Regions from separate parts of the Homo sapiens genome. Here region 2 is linked to region 1. A link is a loop called in an ENCODE intact Hi-C map of the cell type or tissue named here. Cell type or tissue: psoas muscle. All regions are shown on one strand. Each heading gives the region's core, and the rest is flanking DNA. Links, peaks and the distances in the headings are about the cores only.

The links. Hi-C counts contacts between places; a loop is a spot of excess contacts. Peaks named below come from ENCODE experiments on the same cell type or tissue, not always from the same donor. Only the 100,000 strongest peaks of a DNase experiment are listed, where the experiment ranks them.
Region 2: it touches region 1 in a loop (2.0-fold over the local background); 15 of 110 quality-filtered maps call a loop at or near these places.

The regions. Positions count from the first base shown.
Region 1 is chr2:109,277,836-109,284,956 of GRCh38, forward strand. The region is part of intron 1 of SH3RF3 (SH3 domain containing ring finger 3); the gene reads left to right. It also overlaps a transcript of RANBP2 not described here. Among named protein-coding and RNA genes, the nearest start is that of MIR4266, 32 kb to the right of the region's middle. In psoas muscle, for the core only: a CTCF peak has its summit at 3,095; a DNase peak (open chromatin) is centred at 2,000.
Region 2 is chr2:109,492,143-109,499,263 of GRCh38, forward strand. The region is part of intron 9 of SH3RF3 (SH3 domain containing ring finger 3); the gene reads left to right. It also overlaps a transcript of RANBP2 not described here. Among named protein-coding and RNA genes, the nearest start is that of SEPTIN10, 120 kb to the right of the region's middle. In psoas muscle, for the core only: a CTCF peak has its summit at 3,303 (motif pointing left); DNase peaks (open chromatin) are centred at 2,879 and 3,209; H3K27ac peaks cover 2,785 bases.

The DNA.
Region 1 (7,121 bases), core at 1,455-5,454:
GCCAGGTAGACTTTGCTGTGAATTACAAGGGCATTTCTTCTGCTGAAAGGCATTTCAGGCCGGGTGTGGTGGCTCACGCCTATAATCCCAACATTTTGGGAGGCTGAGGTGAGAGGATCAGTTGAGGCCAGGAGTTAGAGATCAGCCTGGGCAACAAGGAGACCCTGTCTCTAACAAAAAAAAAAAAAAAAAAAAGCCAGGCATAGTGTCATGCACCTATAGTCCCAGCTACTCAGAAGGCTGAGGTGGGAGGATGGCTTGAGCCCAGGAGGTCTAGGCTGCAGTGAGCCATGATTGTGCCACTGCAGTCCAGCCTGAGTGATAGAGCAAGACCCAATCTTAAAAAAAAAAAAATCAATTTCAGTAATTCACCAGGACTATTTTCTCTGCACTCCTTTGTGGAGGATGTTTCCCTGAGCCCACGGTAGGCACTTTATCGGCAGGGCCCCGTGCTTCAGCCACCCTGGTGCACACATAGCAGCAGGCTGGTGCCCGTAATGGGGGTGGGCCCAGGGGCATCCCAGTGGGGCTTGCCAGTCTGCAGTGGTGATGACACTTCTGAAGGAATGGGATAATTTCATCTAACTTGGTGTTCAGTGTTGTCTGTTCAGCTAAAATAAATGTGCCCGATGAACAAAGACTCATGGTTGATGATGAGGCACAAGGATTCAGCAGAAGGGACAGCCAACCCTGGGGTTACTGGAATGTCGGGCCCCAATGTCACTGCATAGCAATGTATCCCAGGAGTCAGCGGCATATAGGATAAGCACCTGCTATTCACAGTCACTTGTGAACATCTGCCTGGCTTGGCTTCAAGCTTTGATTAGGTCCAGGTCTGCTGAATTTTACCTTCTTTGGACCAGCAGCTTCCAGAGCCATGTCTTCATGGTGAAAGGCAAGTCCCTAGGGATGCAAGCCCATCTGTACCCAACTGAAACCCATGTTACCCTTCACCTGTATCTTGTTTGTGGGTATTGCATCGGCCAAGGCAAATCGTGGGGCTAAGCCCAGGGTCAAGTGTGGGGACGTGCACTCTGCAGAAGTGGAGGGTGGGGATGAGTGTTTGCTGGGCAGTAGTACACCCGAGGCTCCGTGAGAATGTCTACTTTGAGCAGTCAAGAGAAGACACAGATTTTAGACTTGTAGGTTTCCTCATTCCAAAGTTGGTGTGCTTGTACTTGATTTTGAAGTTATCTTTCTTCCAGGGTGATGGGGGAGCATGAAAGTAAGAGGATCTTGGGAACTGCTGTGCCCATTAATTTTATGGCAAATCCACGTATCACCTGGAAAACCATCCATGGGATATTGAGTAGTGGACCAAGAGCTGTGGTCCGGATTCCATGCATACGTTTTGGGAAGAGGCTGACATGAAGCGTGCTATTAGCTTGTCGAGAGCCCTGCTGACTTCTGAATGTGGCTTAGCTCCTGCCACGTCCTTTGTTCTTCCAAGGTTAACTGCTGCAAAGGGATTGCAGTGGCCAGTGGAGGGCTAGTGAAGGTTCAAGCACACTGACAATTAGGCTAAATCGGCAGTGGCAGGTTCTTGCATGGAAGTTGCATCACCTGCTGGAGTGACTGTCCCTTGACCTCCTCCTGTCTACTGGGTCTTCCTCCACCTCACTTTAATGCTGCTATGCTGCTAATGTGAACTCTGAGGCTTTAACTGGGGAAGTCGCCACCGCCCCCTCCATCACCCTTGTCCTACAGGTCAGGGCTGGAATGAGGAGCACTTGCAGTTGCCTAGTGGGTGGGATTTCAAGGAAACGGGATACCTTTCTTCCCCACCCCTTCACCTTTTCCCAGAAATGGTCTCATCACTGTTTCCTTTTGGAATTCTGTCATTGGAATTTCCTGCTTTTGCAGCTCTTGCCAGCTTGCGTTTCTTTTGAAATTCAGTACGCTTGGGAGCAGTGACGCGAAACTTCGCAGACGCTGACCTCGCTGACAGAGCCAGGCCGGGCAAGAAGAGGTCCGGGAGGATCTATCAGGAGTGTGGGGGCTGGTGGGGCCTGCCCTGTAGCGAGGCTTAGGGTATGGGCCCCTGGGGGGTGAGAGAGGACAAGGGATGAGAGTTGGGAGGTAATTGGGGGGCGGTAAGAGGTGGAGGGTGAGGGGTGAGAGGGCCCCAAAAACACACCCCCTGGGCCACGGTTTCTCTTAGGCTGTGCTGCCCCAGGGTGGGAGTAGAGGAGATTCTGGACTTCAGAATGCCAGCCAGGCTCCCCTCCTATTTTTTTCGATCCCAGAGACAACAGAGTTCTTTTTTTCTGCATGTTTTTTGGGGGCTCCTCTTTTCTTGCTGCAATGCTGTCAGAATCATAAAGAGCTGACATCTATAATTAATGTCAGTGGCCTGCACTAGTGAATGCCCGTGGCACACAGAACACCTGGCTGTGGAGAAGCAGCAGCAGGACCTAGCGTGTTGGCACTGGAAGGAAACGCAGAGGCCTTTCCCCTCATTTTACATGCAAGGAAACTGAGGCCCAGAGAGGGGGCCCCACAGCCAGCCAGTGGCAGTGGGCTCTGAGGGGCTCTGGACAGCAGCATCCCACCTGAGTGCGCTCTTGGCTAGGCAGGGTGATGGGGCCCCAGTCTGGTGGACGCTCAGCAATAGGAAGGGGAGCGGTGGGGAATCCCTTCTCGTTCCCGGGTGCTGGTCTACCAGACTGGGGCTCCACTGGGGCCATGGTCCAATACCAGTCCTAGCAGTCATTGAAATATGGGGTTTCAGGCTCCTGATCCTTAAAAACCCTGTGTAAGTAGTCTCCAAGCTAAAAACAATCTACACTAATAGATCTGCTCATCAAAAGATTATTTTGAGAGCATTCGGGTAATGTAAACAACCTTTCTGCTTTGTAGCACCCAGCAGTGAGTATCTGGAGACGTTGGAAATGGGGCTCACCCGATGAGGGCTGTGAGCATGAGCCTCGAGGGCGCTGCAGGGTTCATCTCATTTCTCTCTTCATTTATTGAGCACCTGCTGGATAACAGTGGTCGGCTGTTTTATGTCCGTTGCACATTATTGCATACCGTGTCTAATAAGCCTGCAGAAGTGGGTGCATTATCCTCACTGCAAATGTGGAAACTAAAGCTTGGTACTAGGAACTTGCATCAGGTTCCCTAGGTGGCAGTGGTGATGCAGAACACACACAGATCTGCAGACCTTAAAGCCTCACGCTCCTGACAACTGAGCCATGCTGTCCCCAGAGCCGACCTTGTATGCCATGACAGGGCCAGAGAGAGAGGACTGGTTACTTACTGCACACCCTGAGAGACAGGAATGGGCACAGTTGTCACCTATGCCATAGGAAATGGAGTGCCACCTGCACAATGCAGTGAGTCACGGTTCTCCCTGTCCCTCCTGCGACCCCAGCTTCTGCCCTGGGCTGCTGGAGGGCACACTTAGGGGCACAAACACACCTGACAACAGGTTGTGGGTTTTGTTGGGGTGGAGCACCCTCAGACCCCTCTTGCCTCTTCCTTCCCCGGGCCCCCTCCGTTATCCATCAGGAATTCTACTCTTGGGACTTGGAAAGTGAGGAGAGGGAAGGACTAGCTCTGCCGATGTGACAGTCTCAGAGCAGGATGTCCCTCTAGTGTCCTGCATCCAGCACACGCACAGCACGTGTACTGGAGGCAGCTCTTCTGGTTCTGACTCTGTGGGTGCCTTTCACCTGCTGGTCCTCAGCAGAGCATGCAAAGGGATGAGGGAGGGTGATTCACTGTGGGAGAGTTAAGGATGGGAGCCTCTGGGATCGAGCTCCAGGTCTGCTGTTTGGTAAAGTGCTTTACTTAATTTGAGTATAAGTGTTTAGAGTGAGCAGCTGCTGAATTCCCCACAGTTCTTAGATTCAGGGTAGAGGAAATCAGAAGAGTCCGTATCTGATTTCCATGATGGTGGAGTGGGTGCAGGCCCAGAGAGCAAGAGCAAGCCTGCACAGAGGTTCTGTGCCAATGGACACACTGACTGTCGGGGGCACGCTGACCATGGGAGGGTGTTGGGGAGCACACAGACCCCCAGCGGGCTAGAGCTGACGGTTCCCACTGAGAGGGAGGCAGAATGTAGAGATGGCCATGTGGCAGGAGCTGAAAGGCCTGCCTGGCTCTGTGGTTTGTAGAGCAGAAGCCCAATGGCCGAGCGCTGGGCCAGGCTTTCGGGATGCTCCAGGGCTCAGGTTCAAGATGCTACATCTCTGCTTGGTGTCAGAGGGGATGCTGGTGGGATATGAGTGGGGGCTGCATGGCGAAGCCTGTCTCTAGTTGCATTCTGGCTCAGGGAAGGTGGGCTTGCTTCCTCCCTAAGGAGCAGTTTCTGATTGATGATGGATAGCAGCTATTTTTCTTTTTATCTTGTTGCCATGAGTGTTTATTGGGGTTAAACCTGCATCTTTCCTTTACACATTAATGTAGGGAGATATTGGCTTTGAGAAATGAGTGTAGATCAGATTGACTGTTTAGTCTAACGTGTTCATAATTGGTGCAAGTTGTCTGCATTTTCTTAACCAAAAAAATCTACCCCAGGGGAAAAGTGGACTCTGGTTTTGCTGAGATACCAAAACATGGGTGTGAAGTAACTGGGAGAAGCTCTAGGAATCTTCTGGTCCTGCTCCACCACTGCCAGGTCATGAGCACTGCAGGAAGGCCCGAGGGTCACCAAGACGCCGGCCTGCCCTGCGGTGGGAGGACAGGGGAGGGGTGGTACTGCCCTGTGCCTCAGCTGACTGCAGGGCCTGGGAACACTGGCCAGGAGAACGGCGCACAGAGCCAATGCACGCACTCCACCTCTCGCCTCCGTGGTGGGAGACGTCCGGGCACCCTTGTTTGCTTGGAGCACTTCACTTAAAGTGGGTCTGGCTGGTCATTTTCTTGCACTTACCAGCTTTATGGCTTTGTTTCATAGTTTAGTCCTCAGAACGGCCAAAGGAGAAAGCTGCAGAAGAGCTCACCAGGAGGTAGACCATGTCTGTGTCCTCCAGGGCTGGCAGGCAGGAGGAGGTGGAGGGGTAATGGTCCTCCTGTGAGGAGAGGAGCTATGGATGGGGAGTCTGATGGCCCCTGTAGACTCAGGTGACAGTGAGAAGGAGAAACTCAGTGTACCAATGGTGGCATTGGGGCTGGCTTGTTACTCTCCCTGGGTCCTACTCCCTCACGTGGAGGAAGGGGTGACTGCTTGGCATGGGTTGGCAAGGACTGTGTGAACTGTGTATGCAGACAGAAGGTAAGTCCAGGCTTGGCCAGGGCCAGAGTCATGGGCAGCAGCGGTGATGATGGCAGATGATCAATCCTGAAAGGTAATAAAAATGCCCAGGGTACAGCCCAGAAATGCCTGTGATAGTCCCAGAGGTGCCTGGAGCATGCCTCTGTTCGCTCCCTCCAGGCCCCAGCCTGGCAGTCTCCCGCTCTGGGTGCTTGGGCCATGGCCACAGCCTTCCCCCTACTTAAGGCCTCTGTTCCCACTCCCCACTTGTGGGCCTGCTGGACACCTGCTCCCCTGCTCCTTCCTTGCCACCCCATTGCCAGCCTCTGCCAGGCCTCACCTCACTGCGTTGAAATTGAGTGTTTTGGTGGCCAGTATTGAGCTCACAGAGGGAGTGGAGCTTTGCTCCCCTGTGGAGGAGCACTCAGAAATGCTGGTGACCACAGAGACCCCTGGTGTTGTCCACAAAGGTCTCCAGAAGAGAGTAGGGGAGGGATGGGCCACCCAGGGCCGAGGTAAGATCCTGGTGAGCAGGATGGGGGCACACTTCAGCCCCTTCCTAAAAGCTGGGGCTGAGGGAGAGCGCTGCAGGGAGCTGTACTGTACTGTGATTCAGTGCACATGGGGACCTGGAAGCAGGGGACAGTAGCCCCCTTTTGTGGTCAGAAAATTTGAGAATTGGGGATGCTAAATCGCTGGCCTGAGCCACAGAGGTGCTACGTGCTGGATTTGGGATTTGAACTTGGCTCTCTGCCTGGCTCCTTGTGTTTGTTCTCTCTGCTCCCTGGGAGGATTTGCCAGTCTTGCTGCTGAGCCACTGGGGATGCTGGGGAGTGAGTATTCTATATGCATCAGCTGGTGAAGCGCTTATCAAATGACCCCCAGATTCCATCTCACTTGGGGAGGCCGTGTTTCCGCCTCCCTCCTGTCCCCACACCTCTGCCCGTGGGTGTTTTTCCAGGAGAGCTTGCCCTGGGTAGGAAAGCCGAGGGGAGGGTGGCATTGGGCTGCCTTCTCACTTGCTGTCACCTCCCTTGTCCTGCCCCCTGGCCTTCCCAGATCCACCGTAATGAAAGACCTTGAACGAACACATCCCTCAGGTACTCAGCCCAGGGTCTTACAGAGGGGCGGTCCCAGGGGAAGGGGGTTGGGGCCTGCAGTTTTCTCAAGTGTGGTGTGACCCTCAGGAATTTCTTTTTGGTGATCTTGTCATTTTGGTGGGTGTTCATTTCCTTGAGCATCTTCACTGTATTAGTAGCCATGAGTATTACTGAAAGGCATTTTTATTCTTAAAGCATTCAGGGACTGATAGCAACCAAAATTATCAGACAAGCTGCAGGAGATGAAATCAATGGAATTTGGCAATTGTGGGGCAGGACCTTATTCCCAAAGGTGGCTGGTCTAGGGCGTGTGGACTGGGAGGCAGGCATGCAGAAGGGGACACACCCCTCCCATCACTCTCCTCTCGTCCAGCCTTGGAAGCCACTGGAGTCACATCTGCTGCAGGAAACCCTGTGTTTGAATTATGTGTGGAGCAGTCACAGGGTGGTTTTGGCTGGATGAAGGGCATAGAGTGGCATCTAGAAGTGCATGGGAGACCATTGCCAATGTCATGGGTTAGACCATGTTTTTGAGGCTTTAGTGATTTTTTTGAGACCCTTCCCAGTCTAGGCCAGGCAGATCATCTTCTGTGCACACCTCTGCAGGTGAAGTCCCCGCATGGCTAAGCACATGTGTGTGGAGTGTGTGTGCTTAAGGATGTGTGGCCTCGTGTCAGATGACATGTGTGTGGGGTGTGTGTGTTTAAGGATGTGTGGCTTCATGTAGGTTGATGCTCTTGAACGTGCTGACTTTAAAAAATCCACACTGGGCTCGTCTGCTTCCCTGATGACAGAGTTTGGGAAACTAATGAAAGACATTCTGG
Region 2 (7,121 bases), core at 1,258-5,257, 210 kb after region 1:
GTCCCAGTAAACCCCTACTTGTGGACACTGAAATTTAAATTTCGTACAATTTTCGTAGGTCATGAAATAGTCTTCTGATTTCTTTTTCAACCATTTCAAAATGTGACAACATTCACAGCTCTAAGACTACACAAATTAGCCGCAGGCGCAGTTTGCCAGCCCTGACAGAGATGATGCCTAGCGCCAAGCCTATGGGGCTAGGCCTGGGGCTCCAGAGTGGACAGGGCTCTCTGCAGAACCCGCAGCTACTGACTTCTGCTAACCAGTGAGAACGGAAGTCGCATGTACACCTGCTGTTAGCATCACAAGAGCTGGGTGTTCTGCACAGGGGTGACGTTCAGAACACTCAGCAGTGGGCATGGATTCCGGCTACGCATGCCCAGGACAGCCAGGCCCTGCCTTCTATGTTTCCCCAAGCGCTACATGTGTGTAGTCTCAGTGAACCTTCCCACGAACCCTATGAAATCAGTTATCCTCGTTTTACAGATGAGGAAACCGAGGTTTTGTAAAAGGCTAGGTAACTGGCCCAAGATCACACAGCTAGTTAGTGGCCAAGCCAGAGATTCAGCTGAGGACTTTCTGACCTCATGGCCCACGCCCTGAGCTACCTCTCTGTAGGGTGCGCAGTCAGCAGCACCCCCAGTCCTGTGTAGTCACAGGGCCTATTATCAGCTTGTGGACATCGTGGGACATGTCACAGCTCCTCCAGGGGCTGCACCATTGTTGGGTCCTGCAGATCCATCAGCACTGCCATGCCAGTCCCAGCCCCTACAGCCACACCCACAGGGAGAAGTGCCTTCCCCTCTACAGGGCCCCAGGCCCTTGGGGGACTGGGTTCACACTGCACACCACACTGTGCAAACATACACTCACCACACATACACCATACAAACACATACCCCACATACATCATACAAACACACACACCACACATACACCATACATACAAACATACACATACACCACAGATACATCATATAAACACACATACCCCACATACATCATACAAAACACATACACCACACATACGCCATGCAAACACACACACCACACATATATCATATAAACACTCACACATTACACATACAGCATATACACACGCACCACACACACTGCAAACACACACCCCACGTACACCATAGAAACACACACCATGCACACCATGCAAATATACGTACACCATACAAACACACCCCACATACGTCATACAAACAGACACATGCCACACACTGCAAACACACATGGTACAGACACCACACACACCACACATACATCATGCAAACACAGACTACACACATGTGCAAACACACTCCACATACACTATACATACAAACACATACCCCACATACACCATACAAACACATACCTCACACACACCATTGCATACCCACACCCTTCACACACCATACACATACATACCATACACACTGCACACACCCCACACACAATACACACAAACCACACACACTGCAAACNCACACCCCACACATGCTGCAAACACACACCATACACACACATATTATACAAACACATCACACACCATACACACACCACACACCATACATACACACCATAAACACACACCATATACATTATGCAGACACACACACTGCACACCAAACATGCACTGCACACACACCAGGCAAACACACATAACACACAGATACACACACTATACACAAATTGTACATCAAGCAACCACATAATACAAACACATATTCAGACACACAACACACACCCACCTTCTCTTTCCTTCTCTCCTCCTCCTCCACTTCCTCCACCTCTCATCCTCTCCTAAGGAGTCTCCTCCGCATCAGAACCTCCCTTCATGGGACCAACACCTGCTGCCTGTGTTTTCCGGATGGGTCCTGGCCCTTGTCTGGAGTCACAGAGTTGGTCTGCCGGCTCGTGAGAATGACAGACTTTGGGATAGTTCAAAGCTGTTCTCATGTCTCCCCTAGGATCCTTCTTCCCCAGACCCCTCAACTTTATCTTCAAAGACATGACTTCCAGACACCTCAATAAAAAGTATTGAAAGACCCTGTTTCTATAAAGTCATGGGCATCTCTGATGAATTAGAAAATTCAGAGACTCACTCCCGTTCTCTGAGTGTTCCATCTAATCAGGGGTCATTGTACCCAGAGACTCTTTGGTGGCTCCTTGCACCCAAGCACTCTGTAGCACTCATTAAAGAGAAGTGTTTCCAAAAAACAGCCTGAAACCAAACTGCTCATGAGCCCCAGAAGTGCCCCCTCCCCTCAACATGGTAGCCACAGGCTGCCTGGTATCCTGGGGAGCCCTAGCAGGTCGGAGCTGAGGGCATGACTGGGAAAATGCTGACTCCTCGGGCTGGGACAGCACCAGAGAGCACTTGGACTTGGGCCCTGCAGACTTGTGAGTAAAACTTACTTCCAGGCTTACTTTGGAGGAGGAGCTGCTGGGCTGCGCCCTGTGCAGAGGTGAGAGTCCCTGCAGTGGGGCCAGAACACTCAGCTGCCAAGCACTCCTGGAGGGCCTCAGGTGTGCAAGGCCCACCTGTGATCATGAAAGTGGGAATGCAGGCAGCAGGGCAGTATGGGCTGTCAGGGTCAAGGTTTCCACCCCAAAATGCCAAGGAGGAATGGGCAGTGTTGCTGCCTGCATTTCTTGGGCCTTTCCTGTGCCCAGACTCCTCCAGATCTCAACCATCTCTTTCAAGACTCTGGAAAGAGAGCGGGCGCTGCTCTCCTCTCCACTCTCAGAGGAAGGACATTCAAGTAGAAGGTGCTGCAGAGGGAGCTCCTCTGAGAAAGGACTAGGGGAGTGTACTGTGAGCAGCAATCTGGGGCCGGGTCAGCGAGGCTGGCAGGCTCAGCTGCCCTGCCCCAGCAGCTGGCAGGCAGCAGGCCAGTCTCGTAAGTAGACTTATGAGCCAAGCCCACGAGCCTGGGGTGTAAGTCACCTAGAGGGCCATGCCCCGTTCCTTCCAAGAGGACCTCATCTTTAGGTGTCTGGCATATTCTTGTCCTGCGGACTATGTGCAGAGGGAGCTGAATTTCCAGAAGTTGCTTGTGGAACTCAGAATACGGGTGTGGTCATGGGAAATGCAGGCAGCAAATGCACATGGCATCAGGTTAGAACCGTCTAATGCCCCAGTTCCCCAGCTACACCAACCCTGGTCTGTTCTGGTGCAGGGCCAGGCAAGCTGAGTTCTGGGACCAGCCCCTCCTGCCCACTGGATGCCTGCCTCCTGGCTCTTCTGCACCTTGGCAGTATCAAGTATCGTAGAGAGGCTTTGAGTAGACAGACACTCTGGGCCACCTACCGGCCATTTCATCCTGAATATCTTTCATTCCTTTTTTTTTTTTTTTTTTTTTTTTTTTTTTTTGAGACAAAGTCTCACTCTGTCTGCTGGAGTGTGCAGCGGTGCAATCTTGGCCCACTGCAACCTCCGCCTCCCAGATTTAAGCAATTCTTGTGCCCAGCTTCCCAAGTAGCTGGGATTGATTACAGGCGTCCACTGACATGCCTGGCTGATTTTTGTATTTTTAGTAGAGACGGGGTTTCGCCATGTTAGCCAGGCTGGTCTCAAACTCATGGCCACAAGTGATCCGCCCACCTCGGATTCCCAGAGTGCTGGGCGTGAGGCGTGAGCCACTGCACCTGGCCCCCTTTCTTCATTTTTATAGTCCTAGTTTCCACATACATAAAATGGGGATAATAATACATGTCTGGGTATAATACTTGTAAATCACCTAGATTAACACCAGAAAAAGTATGAGTGCACACTAAACACAACAATAATAATATATGCTATTGTGTCCAGAGTTGGTTCCTGGTGGGTTCGTGGTCTCACTGACTTCAAGAATTGAGCCACAGACCTTCGCGGTGAAGAGCAAAGGACAAAGCTTCCACATGGAAGGGGACCCACCGGGTTGCCCTGGGGTGGCCAGCTTTTATTCCCTTATTTGTCCCCTCCCATGTTCTGTTTTTGTCCTATCAGAACGCCCTTTTTTCCATCCTCCCTGTGATTGGCTACTTTTAGGATCCTGCTGATTGGTGCATTTTACAGAGTGCGGATTGGTGCATTTTACAGAGTGCTGATTGGCGCGTTTTACAGAGCACTAATTGCTGCATTTTATAATCCTCTTGCTAGCTACAGAGCGCTGATTGGTGCATTTTACAGAGTGCTGATTGGTGCATTTTACAATCCTCTTGCTAGCTACAGAGTGCTGATTGGTGCATTTTACACTCCTAGCTGCAGTGCTGATTGGTGCATTTTACAATCCTCTCATAAGAAAGAAAAGTTCTCCAAGTCCCCACTCGACCCAGGAAGTCCAGCTGGCTTCACCTTTCACTATGACCTCTCTAATAGTAACATATGCTGTGACATCTATGATAATAGTAAGTCAGTGAGGGTGAGGGCACCTGCAGCACGGCCTGGCCGACTCCTGCCCCTTTGACCTGCTTCTCCCCAGATGTTCACATCGGATCAGCTCATCCTCAGCTCTTGATGGCCTGTGAGTTATATGGCTTTGTTAGGATTTCAGCGTTCCTTGATCTGATCCATTATGTGTGTGGTGAGCAGAATAATGGCCCCCAAAGATGTCTATGCCCTAAACCCTAAAAACTCATGACTATGTTACCATACATGGCAAAGAGAAATCAGGTTGCAGATGGAATTAAAGTTGCTAACCAGCTGACTTTAAAATAAAGAGATTACCCGGGATTATCCAGGTGGGCCCTGTGTAATCACAAAGGGTCCTTATGAGTAGAAGAGAGAGGCAGAGGAGAAGGTCAGAGTGGCATGATGTGAGCACTCCCCTTTGAAGATGGAGGAAGAAGCCTCCAGAGAAGGGATGAAGGCAGCTTCTAGCAACTGGAAAGGCAAGGAAACAGCTTCTACCCTAGAGCCTGCAGGAGGAACCAGCCTTGCAGATGCCTTGATTTTGGCCCAGTGAGACCACGTTGGAGTTCTGATGGACGGAACTATAATATATTTTTATAGTATGATGCCACTACATTTATGGTCATTCGTTATAGCCATAAACAACTAATATGTGTGTTGATATTACAGTTTAGTGTCCAGGGTATAGAAGTATTCTTATCCCCAAGTTCCTAGCAGACACCACTCTGTTACCAGCACATTCCATGGACTCAGGGGCTCATTCGTCTTCCTGTGTTGGAGCAAGTGCTCTGAAAAGGCTACCACATGGAGGGCCACTTTGCAGACTCTGTTGTCAGGGAGGGAAGCAGACGACCCCCAAGGAAAGCAGAACATCCAAACCTCGCACACAGAGCTAATGGTAATAATAATGGAATGAGAATTCATTCTGATTTTGCCCATTTGGATTCCTTGAGCCCTGTGTCTGAAAATTAGCTGTGGTTGCCATAACCTTAATTATACTCAGCAGGGCAGAGTTGCTTGCTGATTTATGACGCACAGTTGTGACCTGGGAGTAGCTGTCATCCTCAGCTGCTGACACGGACACGACAACGGCGCTCTGTGTCTATAACGGGGAGTATCAATTACTTTCCTGCAGCAGGAAGAACAGCTCAGAGTCTTGGAATGATCTGGACAGAAACGTTAAACACTTGTCTCGTATAAATTCAGCCCACATCCATCTGGGCTCATTAAATCATTGAATTGCTCAGAAGCACCAAATTACATCTTTCTAACAAATTATATTTTTAAAGCTGCTTGTTTATTTCACATCTGGAAGTTGAGGCAAAAGCCAAAACTTGCATTCAAAGTCTGAGAAATCATCTCGCCCTTTGCCTTCCTTTCTTTCCTTGGGGAAGAGAGAGGAGGAGCAGGTGTTTGGAAGAGGTGGAGGATGGCAGAAGGCCACAGGTAGGATGGCGCTGATCCTGTGGGCCCTCGCAGCCTCAGTTTGTGTGTATGCTGTCTGATTTCACAGACCGCTGGCTGCATCCCGGCAGCCATCTGTCCTCCTTGAAGGAGGGCCAGCAGGAAGCCCTCACAGAGACGCTGAGCTGGGAGGAAGGAGGTGCCTCCGCCTGCCCTCCTTCCTTCCCGCCTGCATGTCCCTGAGAGCAGAGTCTGGTTCGCCGGCAGATAGCCCATGGGAACCAGTCCAACCATCGTGCACCCGTAGATGCTCTGAGACACTTAGAGTTGGCTGGTATTCGGGACTGCGACCCAGAACCTGGCCTGTTCTGCTTCCCCAGGAGTAGGAACACTGCACCCCCAAGTCAGCCTCAGGAGCCCATCCTCCATGCCTCCTCCTCTTGCCAGCCTGGTGCAAGCTGGGCCTGTGTGCCCAGGGGCTGTGCACTCCATAGGACTGGGCCTTGGTCTCCTGTCTGCACATTTTTCCTGAGCCTGGCACCAAGCCAAACTGCCCCAAAGCCATGGCTTCTGCGCCCCAGGCTCTGTGAACACGTGGGGTGGGGAAGGGCAAAGGCTTCCTCCCTGAGCATGCACTCAGCTCGATTTTCAGACACCAATGTGCAAGCATTCCCTCCCAGAGCTGCTGAAAATCCACATTCCCTAGTTCATTCCCCCTAAGTAGTATCAAGTAGGTCCAGGATGGGCCCAGGGAACTGTGGGGGGTCCTGAAGTATGTGAGCCACACTTGGAGCAGGTGTGCAGTAATCCCTGTGGCGATGGGGCTTGCAGACTGGTGCAGGAGGCAGGATGGGTTGGGTAAACAGGTGAATGGCTGGGCAGTGGAAGATGGTAAGAGCTGGGAAAGGGCAGGCCCGGCGTGGCCACACAGGGAAGGGCGTTCTGGGCAGAGGGAGCAGCATATGGAGGAGCCCTGAGGTGGGTGCACCTGGGGTCGCTAGGGCGCGGCAGGGCAGAGCTGGTGGAGTGGGAAGGGCGCAGTGTGGAGGGCCTGGGAATGCTGGGGCGTTTAGACTGTGGCCCCTCCTCTGAGAGGGATGGGGACTGCTGGAGCCCTCTGAGCCTTTGCCCAAAAGGAGCCTCAGCTGTGAGGCAACTCAGTCCAAGCAGGGTGAAAGCAGGAGGCCCAGAGTGGGCAGCCGCCAGGACCAGGAGCCACCCACAGGAGACCTGCACGGAGGCCACCAGGGAAGGCATCCAGAGCCGCGGGGGCCGTGTCTCCTAGACAGCCTCGGCGTCTGTGGAGATGGGTACCCGGGCAGTCCAGTGC